Linked DNA regions of Mus musculus: region 2 is linked to region 1. A link is a loop called in an ENCODE intact Hi-C map of the cell type or tissue named here. Cell type or tissue: heart. All regions are shown on one strand.

The links. A loop is a pair of places that touch in the nucleus more often than their neighbours do. Peaks named below come from ENCODE experiments on the same cell type or tissue, not always from the same donor. Only the 100,000 strongest peaks of a DNase experiment are listed, where the experiment ranks them.
Region 2: it touches region 1 in a loop (2.2-fold over the local background); 3 of 42 quality-filtered maps call a loop at or near these places.

What each region holds. Positions count from the first base shown.
Region 1 is chr2:167,901,014-167,909,013 of GRCm38, reverse strand. No RefSeq gene overlaps it. Among named protein-coding and RNA genes, the nearest start is that of Ptpn1, 27 kb to the left of the region's middle. In heart, CTCF peaks have their summits at 156 (motif pointing left), 3,879 (motif pointing left) and 6,698 (motif pointing right); no DNase peak of the experiment used is centred here; H3K27me3 peaks cover 418 bases.
Region 2 is chr2:168,077,139-168,085,138 of GRCm38, reverse strand. Pard6b (par-6 family cell polarity regulator beta) reads right to left here and starts at 4,135. Exons shown (of 3, transcript NM_021409.2): 1 at 3,780-4,135. The coding sequence starts at 3,845. Gm39990 (a long non-coding RNA gene) reads left to right here and starts at 4,413. Exons shown (of 2, transcript XR_867010.1): 1 at 4,413-4,639; 2 at 5,379-6,727. In heart, no CTCF peak of the experiment used is centred here; a DNase peak (open chromatin) is centred at 4,398; H3K4me3 peaks cover 3,885 bases; H3K27ac peaks cover 4,271 bases; H3K27me3 peaks cover 1,396 bases.

The sequences.
Region 1 (8,000 bases):
AAACATTTCATTAAAAGAAAAAAAAAAGAGGGGGGGGGTGCTGGAGAGATGGCTCAGTGGTTAAGAGCACAGACTGCTCTTCCAGAGGTCCCGAGTTCAATTGCTGGCAACCACATGGTGGCTCACAACCATCTGTAATGGGATCTGATGCCCTCTTCTGGTGTGTCTGATTCAGACAGTGTTCTTGTATGCATAAAATAAATGAATAAATCTTTGAGAGAGAGAGAGAGAGAGAGAGAGAGAGTTGGGTGTGGTAGGGCACATGGATAACTCTAGCACTTGAGAGGCAGAGACAGCAAAGCAAATATGAGCCAGCCTGGGCTACATAGCAAGACTGTTTCACAAAACCAACATCAACACCAATCTGCCAAGGCATCTTCCAAAGGAACCAGCTGCCTTCATTTCCGCGTAAGGGAGAGGTTTCTCTAGCTCACAGCCCCGGGTCCCATGGATCACTGAGGGAGGTTGAGGCAGCAAGAACTTGAGGCTGCTGATCACATCAAATGCACAGTCAAAGAGCAGTGACTTGGTAGACACAGGCTAGTGTGCTGCTGGTGGTCTCCTTTTCATCCAGTCCAGGACACCCAGGCCAGGAGACAGTCCCTCCCGCAGCAGGTAGGTCTGCCCACGTCACATACCTAATGAAGCCAGTCTCACATAGACAAGCCTGCAGTCCCACCAAGTCTAGATGACCCCTCGATGAGATTCCCTTTCGTGTGACTCTGGATTGATGACAACTACCACTAGCCATTTACAGGTGACCTTGGCCACTCCTCCAGCACCATCTGGGAGTCCTCGTGGGTCTGCCTGAGTTTAGTGTATCATTTCAACCACCTAGAAAGTAATTCACAGGCAAAAGTCACCATAGATACATCTGCCACCCAGACTCCATTTCCTGAGTGACTGAGCCCATTCTCTGGCCGCAGTTGTCCATTGGGTCTTACCACAGGACCTTTGCACGTGCTGTCTACACTCAAGCATCTCTTCAGGCCTTCTGTGTGCTGATGTCACATGGACTTCATCTTAAAGACAGTTCCTCGGGGACCCAGCTGGGGTCTGAGCCCTTGTCACCTGTTTTTATGCTCTCCTCTGCCTTTCTCTGATCTCCCGAATCTAGCTGCTTGATGCTGCTCTCTGTGCTTGGCATGAGCCCTCAGGGCCAGAGTGTCTGAGAAGTTCTCCATCTGTGGCTATCACAGGTGCTTAATAAATATGCTTAAATGAGGTCGCTCCTTAGAGAGGATTGATCACCCGAGGACACCGGAAGCTGCTCTCAGTTTCCATCTCCATGACTTGTCAAACGTCATTTGTGGGAGAAATGTGTTAGAAGAGACACAGGAGGAGGAGCGGGGAAGAGGGGCGTGCAAGAAACAAAGGAGGAAGGAGGAGGGAAAGTAGGAGGGGAGGACAGGGAGAAAAGAGGAGAAAGAGAAGAGTTTCGGAGGGGGGAGAAAGTGGGGAGGAGAGAAGGAGGAGAGGAGGGGGGATCCTGGGTGGAAATTCTCAGCCTTGCCCCTTCACTCTCCTGTGCCTCAGCTTTCTCATCAGCAAAATGGGAATCACACCATGAAATTCACTGTGTCTGCCATGCCAAGAGCCCCGGTGATCTGCAAATGGCAGTTTCTTGCCTCTCTACCTGTACTGGCTAGTTTTGTGTCAACTTGACACAGCTGGAGTTATCACAGAGAAAGGAGCTTCAGTTTGAGAAATGCCTCCATGAGATCCAGCTGTGGGACATTTTCTCTATTAGTGATCAAGCGGGAAGGGCCCCTTGTGGGTGGTACCATCCCTGGGCTGGTAGTCTTGGGTTCTATAAGAGAGCAGGCTGAGCAAGCCAGGGGAAGCAAGCCAGTAAAGATCATCCCTCCATGGCCTCTGCATCAGCTCCTGCTTCCTGACCTGCTTGAGTTCCAGTCCTGACTTCCTTGGTGATAAACAGCAGTATGGAATTGTAAGCCCAATAAACCCTTTCCTCCCCAAGTGCTTCTTGGTCATGATGTTTGTGCAGGAATAGAAACCCTGACTAAGACACTGCCTCTTCTCTTTTTTTCCACTCTGCAGACCAGGCTGGCTCTGACCTCACAGAGAGATCTGAGTTCCTCTTCCTCCCAAGTGCTAGGATCAAAGGTGTGCATCACAATGCCTGGCTCCTGCCACTTTCTGGCTAACAGGTGGCATCAGCCCCCTTACCCATAATGTTTTTTGGTTATTGTTGTTGTTTAAATTGTATTTAGATGGTGTTTTGGTTTTTCTTTCTGGCTGTTGGGGTACAATGGCCTAGAACACAGAAGAAAAACCTTTTCTTCAGTCTCCTCCAGCTATGGGGGTGATGTGGGGTCTATCCAGTGTGGAAGTTCCCTCAGCCCTGACCACCAAGGCAGGAGGCTGAGGTCGGGTTACTACCATAATTTGCCCAATATCCAGGCACCTACCTGCCTTCCACAGCTTGCTACTCTCCCCACTGGAGGAAGGGTTTTCTTCCTATCCCTTGAGTGGACAGTAGGCTCAGGGAAACCCTACCAAGGTTCATGGTATGATGTCCTGGGGGGAAAGAGGGGGTCTAAACCAAGCCAGATGTCAGCTAGATAGAACTACAAAGACTCTCTGTAGGTGTTTGAGGCAGGGTCTCAACAGGATCTCACTGGCAACCAGGCTGGCTTTGAACTCTCAGCCCTCCTGCTTCAGTGCCCCAGTGTTCAAGGCTGTATGTGTCCTCTCAGCCTGCTGTAGTTCTGTCTGAAAGAATAGCGTGAAGCCGGGATCACTCAGTGAGCAGAGTGCTTGTTCCACAGTATGAGGACCTAAACTGGGATCATCAGTGCCCACAGGAGAAAGCAAGCATGGGGGTGCATACCTGTAATCCCAGTGCTAGAGTGACAGAGACAGGAGGATCCCCTAGGCAGCCGGCGTAATTCAATGGGTGAGCTCCAGGGTTAGCAAGAGATCCTGCCTAAAAAGTAATGTTGGGAGCAATTGTTCTCTGTCATCCACGAACATGCGCCCACAACCCCCACAACCCCGCCCCCCAAACACACACAAGCACGTATGTGCTCAGGCATGTACACACACACACACACACACACACACACACACACAATCAGCCTAGGCCAGGGTGTTTTCCATTAACATTCTCCTGCTCTCCGTTTGGGACCCAGGCTGTGTTCCCACATCCTTAGCCTGGCTGCGCCCACCCCGAAGGCATCAGTCGGTCACACCCTCGCAGGGGCTCCTTTGTTGCATTTCCTAGAAAGTGACTCTCACTGGAACAGAGTCCCCTGGTGGCTGGCTTTTGAGTCTCTAGCCTGAGGTGCCCCTGCTCCTGCTGGGAGGCTTTCTGGGAAAAGTCACTTGAAGTAAAAGTTGGCCCGAGGAAATCGGTTTGGTTCTACACTTGACTTTGTTAGAAGATGTTATGGAGGAAGGGGGCGGCTGGGGGTGGGGTGGGGTGGGGTGGGGTGGTGGTGGTTTGTGCGTAAAGAGTTGCTGGGTGAGCAAGAAGACCTGAGCTTAGATCCCCAGAACCCACACAAAGCCTGTCTGGGATGGTGAGCCCATCGCCGCAGCCGTCCTATACAGAAATGGGAGTGGAGACAGGAAGGGCTCCAGGGCTCTATTCTAGCGCACAGAGCAGCAAAGGACAAGACAGACACTGGAGGTTGTCCTAGACTCCCACAAGTGCACTGTGGACACATACTCAAACTGGAACACAGGTCTGTGCATTTATAGACACAGAAATGTACACAAGACTCAGAATTGGGGTTGGAGAGCCGGCTGGAGAGCACTTTTTCTTTCGGAGAACTGGCTTCAGCTCCCAGCACCCACAACCCTCCGTAATTCAGTTCCAGGGGATCCGACGCCCTCTTGTGTCCTCTGTGAATACTGCACCCATGCAGTGCACAGACATTCAGGCACCTAAAATTAAATACATCCCAAATAAAAGTTGCAAAAGACCAAAATTGTCATCTTTTGTGATTCTCTCCACTTCCCAGTGTGTCAGTTCAAGTTGTCTGCTGACTCCCGACCCTGCGTCTACAGCCTTTGCCTCCTGCTAGAACCTGCCATTTTCTGGTAGAGAGTCATTTATTCCAGGAGTTTTTTGTCTCTCAAAAAATTCCCGTAAGCCTCCGCTCCAACAAGGAGCGTGTAACTTAGCACCAGCCAATCAGAGGGTTCAAAACACAATCACTACGGTGATTGGCTTAGGGTGGCCATATGGGATTAAACTGGTCCAATCAGAGCTCATCTTAGGGTTGATCGCCAATATGGCATGTTGGGGCTAGGTTCCTAACACTGTTTCAAAGGACACACACACACATGCACACATATATACATATACACACACATATACACATATATATATACACACACACATATATACATATGTGTACACATATACATATATATGTGTATGTGTGTGTGTGTGTGTGTGTGCATATTTATTTCTCACCAAACACTGCTTGCTTTGAGCAAAGTCTACCTTTACAGTCATTTTTGCTTGTTTTAAAACAAAATCTCAGCCTGGCAGGTGGATCCCAGAGTTTGAAGGCAGCCAGCCTGGTCTCCAGAACACGTTCCAGGACAGTCAGGACCACACTCAGAAACCTTGCCTAGAGAAATTGAAACCTAAAATCAAATTAAATTGTAGTCTGGGGGCTGGGGAGAAAGCTCATAAGTAAGGTGCTTGCTGCACAGGTGTGGGAATCTGAATTTGAGTCCCCGAACGAATGTAAAGACGGTTGCAACTGAGCCCATCTGTTCTGCTGTGGGCAGAGGGGAGGCAAAAGGACCAGTCCTACGAAGGCTCTTGGCCCAGATAGCCTGGCACATGCAGCAGTGAACAGGAGACTCTTAAACAAGACTGAAGGGAGAACTGACCCCCAAGGCTGTCCTCTGACCTCCACACAGGGGCTGAGGTGCTGGCAAGTCAGTGGGACATGGGAGGGTCCCCTGTCCTGGATTGCAACTCCTTCAGAGCCCTGCAGTCTTGTTGCCAGCGCTCTGAACTCTGCCTCCCAGTCTAAGGTCTGTGAGGGGCTTTCGGCTAGGGGTGAAGGCCTGGCTGCTTGCTATCCTGGGGTTGCAGCAGCACAGACCCTATAATGGCTCCTCTGCGGGGAGTCCTGCACTGAGGTCCCCCTTTATCTCTGGACTACCGGTACTGCTGGCATCCAAGCTGGTTGGTCGGTGCTGGGGCCGAGGCCCGCTGTGCTCGATCTTAGGTGAGATGCCCGAACCTGCCCTGGTTCTGCAGGACACTCCCAGGACACTCCCCAACTCCCAGGGCACAGTTGCTATTTTCAGTGTCAAGTTCAGTGTCAAGGGTGCTCTGTGGGTCCCTCCCAGCTGGCTTCTGGAGAGATCTCTCCAGCCTTTTATACTTCCAGGAAGCCTAGTTTCTCCCCAGAAACTAAGGAAATAGGAATTTGCTCAACATCTGGATAGCCTTTGGGTGAATTAAAAAAAAAAATCTTTAATATTTCTTTCCCACTATTCAGCAGACAGGACAACAACTGAAGGCTGAGATTTCAAGAGTGGGGTGTGTTTGGGGTGGAGTGTGGCCAAGCAGTAGAGTGGGGGGTGGGGCTTAGCGGGAGAGCGCCTGGCCAGCATAGAAGGCTTTGGGGTTCCCTTCCAACACCTCTGTCACCAGTACAACACAGAAATCCAGGGCTAGGGAGATGGCTGCACCCACAAGCATTTGCCATACAACCACAAGGACCGATGGATCTCTGGTACCCGTGAGCTATGAGAGCTGTGGTGTGAGCTTGCAGTCCCTTAGCTAGGAAGGCAGAGGCAGAGGGATGGATCTGTGGGACCGGCTGGCCAACCAGTCCAGCAGCCAGGGAGCTCCAGTTCACTGAAAGACTGTCTCAAAGGTAAGGTGGAGAGCTGGAGGGGAGGCTGAGAGCAGGTACAGCAGAGGACTGTGTCCATGGTCCCCAACCACCTGCAACTCCAGTCCCAGGGGATCTGACACCTCTGGCCTCCAGGACACCTGCCTGCCTGTAGACACACCCACCCATTCCACTCTCTTCCAGAGAGGCTTCCCACAGCCACCCAGTCAGCTCCTTCCTGGAGCTGGGGAAGAAGAAAGCTCTGTTTCCTGTAGTTTCCTCCACGGAGGTTGGTGGCCAGCAGCCCTAGGAGAAGGCCTAGGATGATTCCATTCTCACTTATGCAGGGAAACCATACCAAGCAGAGCATTATGAGCCGAGGCAGCCAGAGAGGTGGGGATTCACCAGGCTCAGTCCTGGTGTTCCTCCCCACGGAGGCAGGTTTGGGTCCATCTCTTGCACATTTGGCTCAGTGAGGCCACTGCAGGAGGCTTGACCTGACGCTAATCCCTCACACCAGGCCGAGGCCACTCTGTCTCTTGGGCCTCAGGTCACAATGTGCATTTTCTTAGTGGCCACTCTTGTTCTGATACAGGGTCACTTGCAGCCCAGGCTGGCCCTAACCTTGAACAACATCTGCTCTTCCTGTCTCCACCTCCCAGGCGCTGGCACGGCAGGCATTTCAAGTACTATGTCGGGCCAGCCACACTCTGGAATGGTATGACTTGCTGATCTTGAGAACAGAGCCCATGTAGACTCAGTTGCCAAAATAACATTTAATTATTGTTATTATTATCGTGTGTGCTTGGGTGTTTTGCCTGCACGCATGTGTTTACAATGTGTTCAGTGCCTGCAGGGGCCAGAAGAGGGCGTCGGATCTCCTGGAACTGGAGTCACAGATGGTTGTTAACTGCTATGTGGGTCCTCTACAAGAGCAGCAAGTGCTTAAACCTCTGAGGCAGCTCTCCAGTTTCAAGACAGCATTTTAAAAATAACTTGAATGAGGCTTAGAGAAAATGACCCCATCTCTCCAGACTTCACCTTTCCCTCTCTGAAATGGGCACAATGATGGAAGTTATTTTATTTCGTTATTTTATCTTCTTTTTGTTTGTTTGTTCTGTTCTGTTTTTTGGGTTTTTGTTTTTGTGTTTGTTTGTTTGTTTGAAACAGGGTGTCTTGGGCTGGTGAGATGGCTCAGTGGGTAAGAGCACCCGACTGCTCTTCCAAAGGTCCAGAGTTCAAATCCCAGCAACCACATGGTGGCTCACAACCATCCGTAACAAGATCTGACGCCCTCTTCTGGTGTGTCTGAAGACAGCTACAGTGTACTTACATATAATAAATAAATAAATCTTAAAAAAAAAAAAAAAAAGAAAGAAAGAAACAGGGTGTCTTTATGTAGTCCTGGCAGTCCTGGAACTTGCTCTTTAGATTAGACTGGCCTCAAACCCAAAGAGATCCTCCTGCTTCTGCCTTCATGTGCTGGGATTAAAGGTGTGTGCCACTACACCTGGCTCAGAGCTAGTTTGTGTGCACGAGTATGCATTGCTGGAGATGGAGCACAGAGCCTTATGCAGTCTAGGTAGGAGATCTGCCACCGTACACCTCATGTTTTGTTTTAAAGTAGCATCATTGTAAAGTATATAAAGTGCTTCACAGGAAGGCAGAGGATTTGAACATTTCAATGGTCAAGACTATGTATTTCTCTTCCAGAAGGATCCATGCATGTTCAGTTCCCAGAATCTGTGTCAGGCAGCTCACAACTACCTGTAACTCCAGCTTCAGGGGACCTACTACCTCTGGCTTCTGAGGACACACACATGCATGTGCACATACAAACACACCTTTAAAAAAATAAAGAGCATCCCACAGATCTGTGGAAAGAGCAGTACTGACCCTGGGAAATTTCTCCTCTCTCCACCTGAGGATGCCTCCCTGACTGCTGTCTACCCCCCCAATGTGAAGTTTTCACTTTTCCCAGAATCTCTTGGAATAGCAGTGTGCATTTCACAGACGCTTGAGAGATGTGTTGGGTGGGAGGCTTGGCACCATGCTATCACGTTTTCATTTGTGTGTGTGTGTGAGTACACACTTGTGAAGTAATGGGTGCTGTGCAACATGTGATGCACAAGATGTTTTAGCGATTACAGGATGTGTGCACATGCT
Region 2 (8,000 bases), 180 kb before region 1:
GCTTGCACTGACAGCTGGGATCACGGTGTGTGTGTGTGTGTGTGTGTGTGTGTGCGCGCAGTACAGTTGATATTGTGTTTGCCCATGAGTAGCAATTAGGAAGTGGTGTGTCCCCAGACCGTTTCGAGGCTGTGGGGCCAGTGTCTTGGCTGTGGTGGAGATGCAACCAGGCCCGAGTATGGCGGTCAAGCTCCACTGTAGTAGCCCCTGCCCTTGAGACCAAGGTTACCTAAGGACATCAAAATGATTACAGAGAACTTTCTGGAGAAACAATCAGGAAGATAAATCAGTTACCAAAGAAATCACCCAGCTGCTGGCATCACACCTCTAACTAGAACCTTATTTACACTCTCCATTATTCCTCCTATCTGTACCACGGCTCCCTTCCCAGAGCAAAGACGATAAAGCGGACACTATTGTTTCTTTCTTTCTTTCTCTTTTCAAGATAGACAGGGTTTCTCTATGTAGTCCTGGCAGACCTGGAACTCAGAAATCCTCCTGCCTCTGCGTCTACATTCTGGGGTTAAAGGTGTGTGCCGTCCCTGGCTGACGCTACTGTTGCTATGAAGGAGAGCCTACCTATGACCTACACACTCTCCAGTTCTGGTTAGGATCGCCTAACTGTGATATTACAGAACTAACCCTGGACCAGCAGATGGTTCAGTAGGTAAGTGCTTGCTGCCAAGCCTCAGAGCCTGAATCCAATCCCCAAGACCCACGTGGTGGTGAGAAGCAACTTCCTAGGGCTGTCCTCTGACCTCTCCACTCCCACTGCGGAACCTGCGAATCCCCACACGCCCATCATGCCAAGTAAATGATCAGAACATAGTGGAAATTTAAGGGAGTTTTTACTATTCACATAGCATAAACTGAAATTATTTTTTTTACAAACCTGAGCTAAGGTAGGACTAGCAACACATGACTTTACTCCCAACAGAGGCAGCCGGATCTCTGAGTTCAAGACCAGCCTGGTCTACATAATGAGTTTTAGAACAGCCAGGGCTATGTAGAGACCCTGTCTTAAAAAACAACAACAACGGGGGCTGGAGAGATGGCTCAGTGGTTAAGAGTACTGACTGCTCTTCCAGAGGTCCTGAGTTCAATTCCCAGAAACCACATGGTGGCTCACAACCATCTGTAATGGAATCTGATGCCCTCTTCTGGTGTGTCTGAAGACAGCTACAATGTACTCATATAAATAATAAATAAAACTTTAAAACAACAACAACTACAACTACTACAACAAAAGAACATGCAGTGCTCTTCCAGAGGACCCAAGTTCAGTTTCCACCCATGTCTGGTAGCTCACAAGCACCTGTAATTTCAGTCAATTGAGCTGACGCCCTCTTCTGGACTCTGTTGGCACCTGCATTCATGCACACACATAAATGTTCTCTAGGACAGTCAGGGCTACATGGAAGGAGGGGAAAGGGTGGGGGTGGGGAGCCATCTCAAAACCCCACAAAGCAGGGTGAACAAACTCTGGCCTATGCTGTCTGTCTGTCTGTTAACAGACACACAGCATGGCAGCATTTCCCGAGTGTATCTTCTGACTGCCCTGCTTCTGTTTAGAGGAGGGCTCACACTAGAAGTATGGTATGGCAGCTGAAATAGAAACCACACACCTTGGACAGAACTATGTAAAATATTCAAAAATCAGTAGATGAAAAAGGAAAACAAAAAGCTTGAAATTCCAGTCCACAAGAGCTTGGTTTCCTTCCACCAGAGACCCACTCCTATCTAACTTATTGGCACACCTAGAATCTCTACTCATTTTTTTAATGATTAAAAAAACATGTAAAGGCTCACTACCGAGATCAGGACCATAAAACTGAGTGTTGGTATTATGCAGCATCACAAGTGGTTTTCTTTCCTCACCTCAAGTCCCACAAGCCAAACTACAAAGAGATGCCAGGAGAAAGCTTGTGTGTTGACAGCTACAAATGGTTAGAGAAAAAGACAGACATTTCTGGAGTCAGTCATCTCCCTATACTAACAAGTCACTTTATTTGCTGTTGTGCAGAACCCAGCCAGGAAGGGTGTGTTCCTTAAACTATCATACAGTTTTACTCTAAAACAATTATGTGTATGCCGGCAGCTCCGTCTATGTATGCCATGTGTCGGTGCCATGGGAAGCCAGAGCACCAGATGTTCTGGAACTGGAGAGAAGGCTCGGTGGTTAAATGCAACACAGCTCACTCAGAGGCTCTGGGTTTGGGTCAGCGCCCACAAGGTAGCTCACTATTTTAACTTCAGGTCCAGGGGATCCGACTTGACTCCCTCTGGGATTCTGGCTTCCTAGAGCACCAGGCATTCAGGTGGTACACAGACATACAGGCAGGCATTTATACATGTAAAATAGTAAATTTAAAGAAAGTTACAGGTGTGTGTTGCTCGGCAGGGGTGCGGCGAACTGAGCTTGGGTGTCCTGCAAGAGCAGCGTACATTCATAAATGCAGTGCCATCTCTCTAACACCAACAGTCCTGTTATTATTACACAGACCTGTGTTTCAATCTAGTTCCTATCTGATATATAAATTCCTCCCACTCCTCCATTAAGACTGTGTCTGGCACTCTCTAGTTCTAGTCTCAATAGTTAGAGGAGATTACAAACAAAACAACAAAGCAAAAAAACAAAAAGAAAACAAACAAACAAAAATCCCCCCAAATTAAAAGCAAATGTAGATCTGTGATTCTTAGTTACAGAACTTTGCTCTCAAGCCCAGGAACCACAAAGGCTCCAGGTAGCTTTCCTCACTCACCCCACTTCCCGGACCGACATTCCCCCAGGGGTCCCTTAACCACCACGCTTCTTATTTTTGCAGTGGGTGTTCGATACACCGCTCCTTCTGTGTGTCTAGCCACAATTTTGCTCTAAATTCTCACGGTCAGCAATGCCCTCTACCACCGTTTTACAAGTTGCTCAGTAAAAAGCCATCGGCAAGACCTGGTCCTACAGCCGAGTTTGGGGGAAGTCACACCCTTTAAAAGCAGGGTTTCTTATCATTTCAGAACTCTCCGAGAACCAGGCTACATAATCCTGCCCCTCCTGGCCGTTCAAAGTCAGGAGAAGCTTGGCGACATGTTCCGGTGGCTACGGATCACCTTCAGATTCCATCTGAAAAGCCCCTTTTGGAAGACGGCATTCTCCAGCTAATCCCCACGGGCTACTCTGCTCACCCGGCCTTGGGATTGAGGAATCCCACCGACACTGAAGTCACTAACAGAAGACTGGCAGATCCGCCAAGGGGGAAAGCATTCCGAATGAAGAGTCGGAATGAAAACAGCAGCGTCTCAAATTGTCAAGCGCAGCACCAGAGTAAGGCGATAGCGCTAATTTCATAGATTAGACGCATACCAAAGTTAGGGCTGGAAAAAGAGCTCTCCTCCACTCGATGTACCCCCGAGCCCCAATAAAAGGTTATACGAGAAGACAACAAGGTGTTCCGAAAGCCTCTGGCTCGTGCCCGGGGTGAAGGGATCCCCCAAAGTTATCCCATCACCTTGCACTGGAGCGATCCTCATCCCACCCTAAAAGCAAGGCGGGAATATGAAGGATAGAAAACAGGGGCTGTGCTGCGGAGCAGACGCAAACGCCTCACATCGCCGCGCTCCACCAAGTTTCTCTCCTACGTGCTTCGGCCAGCAGCTCGCCCTCCGCCCGCGTTCCCACAGGGGCAGCCGAGGTCCACCATCCCGCCACTCTGCGTCCTCACGGGGCAGCCCCGCGTCGACCATCCCACCGGCCCTCGCCCCCGTTGCCCCGCCCGGCCGCGCACCTTGCTCTTCACCTCCATGGTGCCCAGGCAGCCGCTGCTCGCCCCGTGCCGGTGGCCGCGGTTCATGCTGAGTGCCCGGCCGCCGGCGGCCTCGTCGGGGGCCGGCCCTCGGGAGCGCGGGCGGCGGGGCCGCGGAGCGCGGGCTCGGGACTCGAAGCGCCGCACGGCGCCTCGTCACGGCACCTGCTGAGGTCCTCCCCGCAGCGCAGTGCCGGCTGCTCCGCGGCGGCCTGAGGGTCGGACTGCCAGTGCAGCAGGCGGGGACACCGGTCCCTCCCAGCGAGGCTCGGGGGCGGCGGCGGCCGCGGCGGTGAGGAGAGGGCGGAGCACAGCCCTACAGCCGCCGCAGCCTCCCTTATCCGCTGCCTCCCCCGCGGACGCGCGCCCGCGCGCTCGTGCACCGAGCTGGGCCGCGGCCGCGGCACGTGCGCGCGCTCACCTGCAGCTTCGGCGCGCGGCTTGCGCTCCGCCCACACCCAATGGGAAGCGCGCACCTGCGCCCGCGGCGTCAGCCAATCGGCACGCAGCCTGCGGGGCTCGCGCGGCCCGTGGGCGGGCCTCGTGGTTGGGAAGCCCCGCCCACAGCCCTCGCGATTGGTCCTGCCTTGCGAGGGAGGGGCGGGATCACCTGAAGCTCTGGGGCCTCTCTGGATTGAGCCGGGGGAGCAGTAGGACGCATGCGCCGGCTGTAGAGTTTCCGCCCCGAGAAGGCGATGGGGAAGGCCGGCCGGAAGCGCGAGCGCACCTGGACTGCCGTTCAGGAGGGTGTGTATTTTGCGCATGCGCGCGAGCGTTTTCGCCGGCTGGGTCGGGTCGGGAGCGCCCGTATCTTTAACGCGCCCTAGTCACCTGCTTGGAATGTGTGTACAGCCGTTCCCTTGCCGTGATGATGTGGGGTGACTGGGCATCTGGGGCCCCTCTTCGGCCTGAGCCCCCCCCCATGCTGCGGCTTCTTGGCGGCCCCCTGAAACTATTGTGGAAAGAGTTTCAAGTTTTCCCGCCTCTGCAGCAGTCATTAGAGGGAGAAGCTTGGGGGTCGGGGGTGGGGGGATGTCTAGGCCTGGAAACTGCACTTTCGTCTCAATCAGCGCTTCTCAACCTGTGGGCTCTTGACCCCAGGACGACTCTTCCTCCGGGGTCACCTGAGACCTAAAACACAGATATTTACATTGCGATTCATAACAGTAGCAAAATTACAGTTAAGTAGCTAGGAAAATCATTTTATGGCTGGAGGTCATCAGAATGCGAGGTCACAGCATTAGGAAGGTTGAGAACCACTGCTCTAGATCTTCCCTGTCCCGAGGGTGCCCTGGGTATCAGGAGAGGACCAGGGAGCTGAGGCCTGCGATGGTCCCCACAGGCCCTGGCTCCCTGCGGGCCTCACCATCCGCCCTCTGAGGCTGAAGTCGTCTCTCTGTGGAGCAATTTCTTGCCCGTTTGTTGTTTGCACCAACGCCAGCCTCTGGGCTGTGTTCTGTTCCCCCAGTGACCGAGCTGTGTCCTGGGGTAACAACACCAATTCCTAATCTCTGAGCGCCCCACACTGAGGCTGCTGCCTCTCTCTCTGTTTTGTTTACCCATTGGTCTTGCTGGTGCTAGGAGAAAAGTGAAAGTCTCCCTCGACGACCCTCCTACCCCACAGAGGGCTGAAGAGCTAGCTGATCAGGGGCCTTCACTCCTGCCCACTCTCCCCTTGGACCACAGAATCTAACATCTTTCCGCTGTGATGGGGTTCAGCTTTTCTATTTTCCTTCGTGCACGTGCACTTGAAACAGCGTTACTCTATGTACAATGAAAGCTACCCAGTGGCGGGGATACCCTGGCTTTGCTCAGTTGTTTGTTCACCCTGGGAGAGCCAGGCTCTTGTCATGCGCTCATGTATGTATTTGGGGACAAGAGGAGCCGAATCTGTGGCTTCTCCAGGCTACACCCTGTAGCTTCAAAGATAAGAAGCCCCTTTCCCCTTGAACGAATCTCTTCACCAGCTGTTGGTAGGCGATTTTAAGGTTTCCCTGGCCATTCTGGGGTGGAAGTCCTGGAGAGAGAGAGAGAGACTGTCCCTCAAGCTGAATCTCACACTGCCTTCCCAACCCATACCTGTGTGGTGGAAAGAAGATTTGTGGTTTTGAGGGGCAGCCACAGGCCCAGTACCCTGGTCAACAGCATCAGCCCAGCAGTTACAGCTCTTTGGGTCCCAGGACCCCTGAAACTAAACATTACAGGGAACCTCCAAGTTTGTGAATGCCTATGAGTGTTTATTGTATTGGAACTAAACCAGAAACGCGTTTAAAACAATGCACAATACATATTCCAAGCAGGTAAAGATGATGTCATCATTTGTCCTGTCTTTTGCGGAAAACTCCATCATCTGCTTCTGAGACAAGGAAGGTGAGATGCGACGCCTTCATGAGAACAATATGACTTTGGAAATTCCCCTAGCGAGGTTTCCAGGTGCCAGTGGACCCGTGGGCCACTCTGAAAACCGATGTGCCAGAAAGCACAGGACCTCCAATCTCACCTTTCTCCTGCCTCTGCCCTGAGCGGGTCACACCTTGAGAACTGTGGACCTGTGGCCCCAAGTCTGTGTGGATGATGGTTGGGTGGCTGCTATTACTGCTATCGAGACTCCTTTATCAGCTGCTTTGAGGAGGAAGCTCATGGGTGCCAATGCACCTGCGTGGGCCCTGCATTCCTGAAGCTGCCGTCACATCCGCCCTCCCCTCCCCCCGGGTGTGGCATCCCTCACTACCTGAACTTTCCTTTCTCGAAGGGAGGGAGGGCCAGGCCAGAGCTTCCTGGATCTCTCCGGCAGATCTGCTGCAAACCAGGGCTGTGTAAGAAGGGAATGTAGAAAATAGTTTGCCTTTGATAAAGGTGCTGCGGGGGAGGGGAGCCTTGTTGTCAGCTTGGCTTAAGAAGCCTGAAGACCAGAGAAACAGTGTGGATTAGCTCTTGGCTCCTGCCTCTTTGGTTTAGAGACTGACTTGTAACCTCCGTTCTCCCCATCTCCTCTCCCTGCCCCCAAATCCTCAAACCAGAGCTGATCCGGACTGACAAGCCCCCCCCACCCCCCCACCCCCCCGAGAAGCTCTGAGAATTAGTGTTCAGTGGGTTGAGAGATAAGTCAGTTAACAGCCTGACCCGGCTCTGTAAATTACAGGCTCCTGAGATGGTGAGTCTGGCTCAGGTCAGCAGAGCTCTGCACCCACACACCGCCATCCCACCCCCACCCCCGAGACCCCTTGGCAAGGGTTACAGTTTCACTTCATCATGGTCTTCTAAGTTATAAACACTCAGCCTGGCTTGATGGCTTAACACTTGTAATCCCAGCACTCAGGAGGGTGAGGCAGGTGGATTGCCTACATTCAGGGCAATCTGGGCAACAGATCGAGACTCTGTCATTAAAAATAAGGGCTGGACCTCATTTGGTGGTGCACGCTGCCGAACTTCCAGCCAGAGGTAGACAGATGTGTGAGTTCCAAGCCAGCCAAATGACTGATCTGACACTACACAGTCTGACAACCCGAGTTCGGACCCTGGAACCCAGAAACAGACTCCCACAAGTTATCCTCTGACCTCCACACAAATGCCTTAGCATATGCACACCCACAAGATAAATATAAACACACACACACACACACACACACACACACACACACAAAACCAAAAAACAGTCCAGGCATGGCTTAGTTGGTCAAGTGCTTGTTGTAGAAGCACAGGGCTCTGAGCTCCATCCCCAGAAGCTATGGGGAAAGAAATCAAGTCCTGGTGGTAAACTTTGTGATTCCAGCCCCAGGGAGACAGGGATGGAGGATTCCTGAGAAATCAAGTCCTGGTGGTACACGTGTGTAATTCCAGCCCCAGGGAGACAGGGACAGAGGATCCCTGAGAAATCAAGTCCTGGTGGTACACGTGTGTAATTCCAGCCCCAGGAAGGCAGGGACAGGAGGATCCTGGCGCCTGCGCACTGGCCAGTCCGCCTAGCCCCGTTCATCTCAGAAAAAGGTGAACAGCAATGGAGGACTGGCCCCTGAGGCTGTCCTGTGGCCCAAATAGGTGCACACACCCTTAAGCACACCCGTGTGCACACGCACGCACCAACACTACAGACCCACCCTGTTACATTCTTTAGAAATGTACCCTGCATGGTGGGAACAGTTTGTAAATTTCCACGATTTTTTTTTTTAAATTAACATTTGACATGGCGATCTTCTTCCTCCC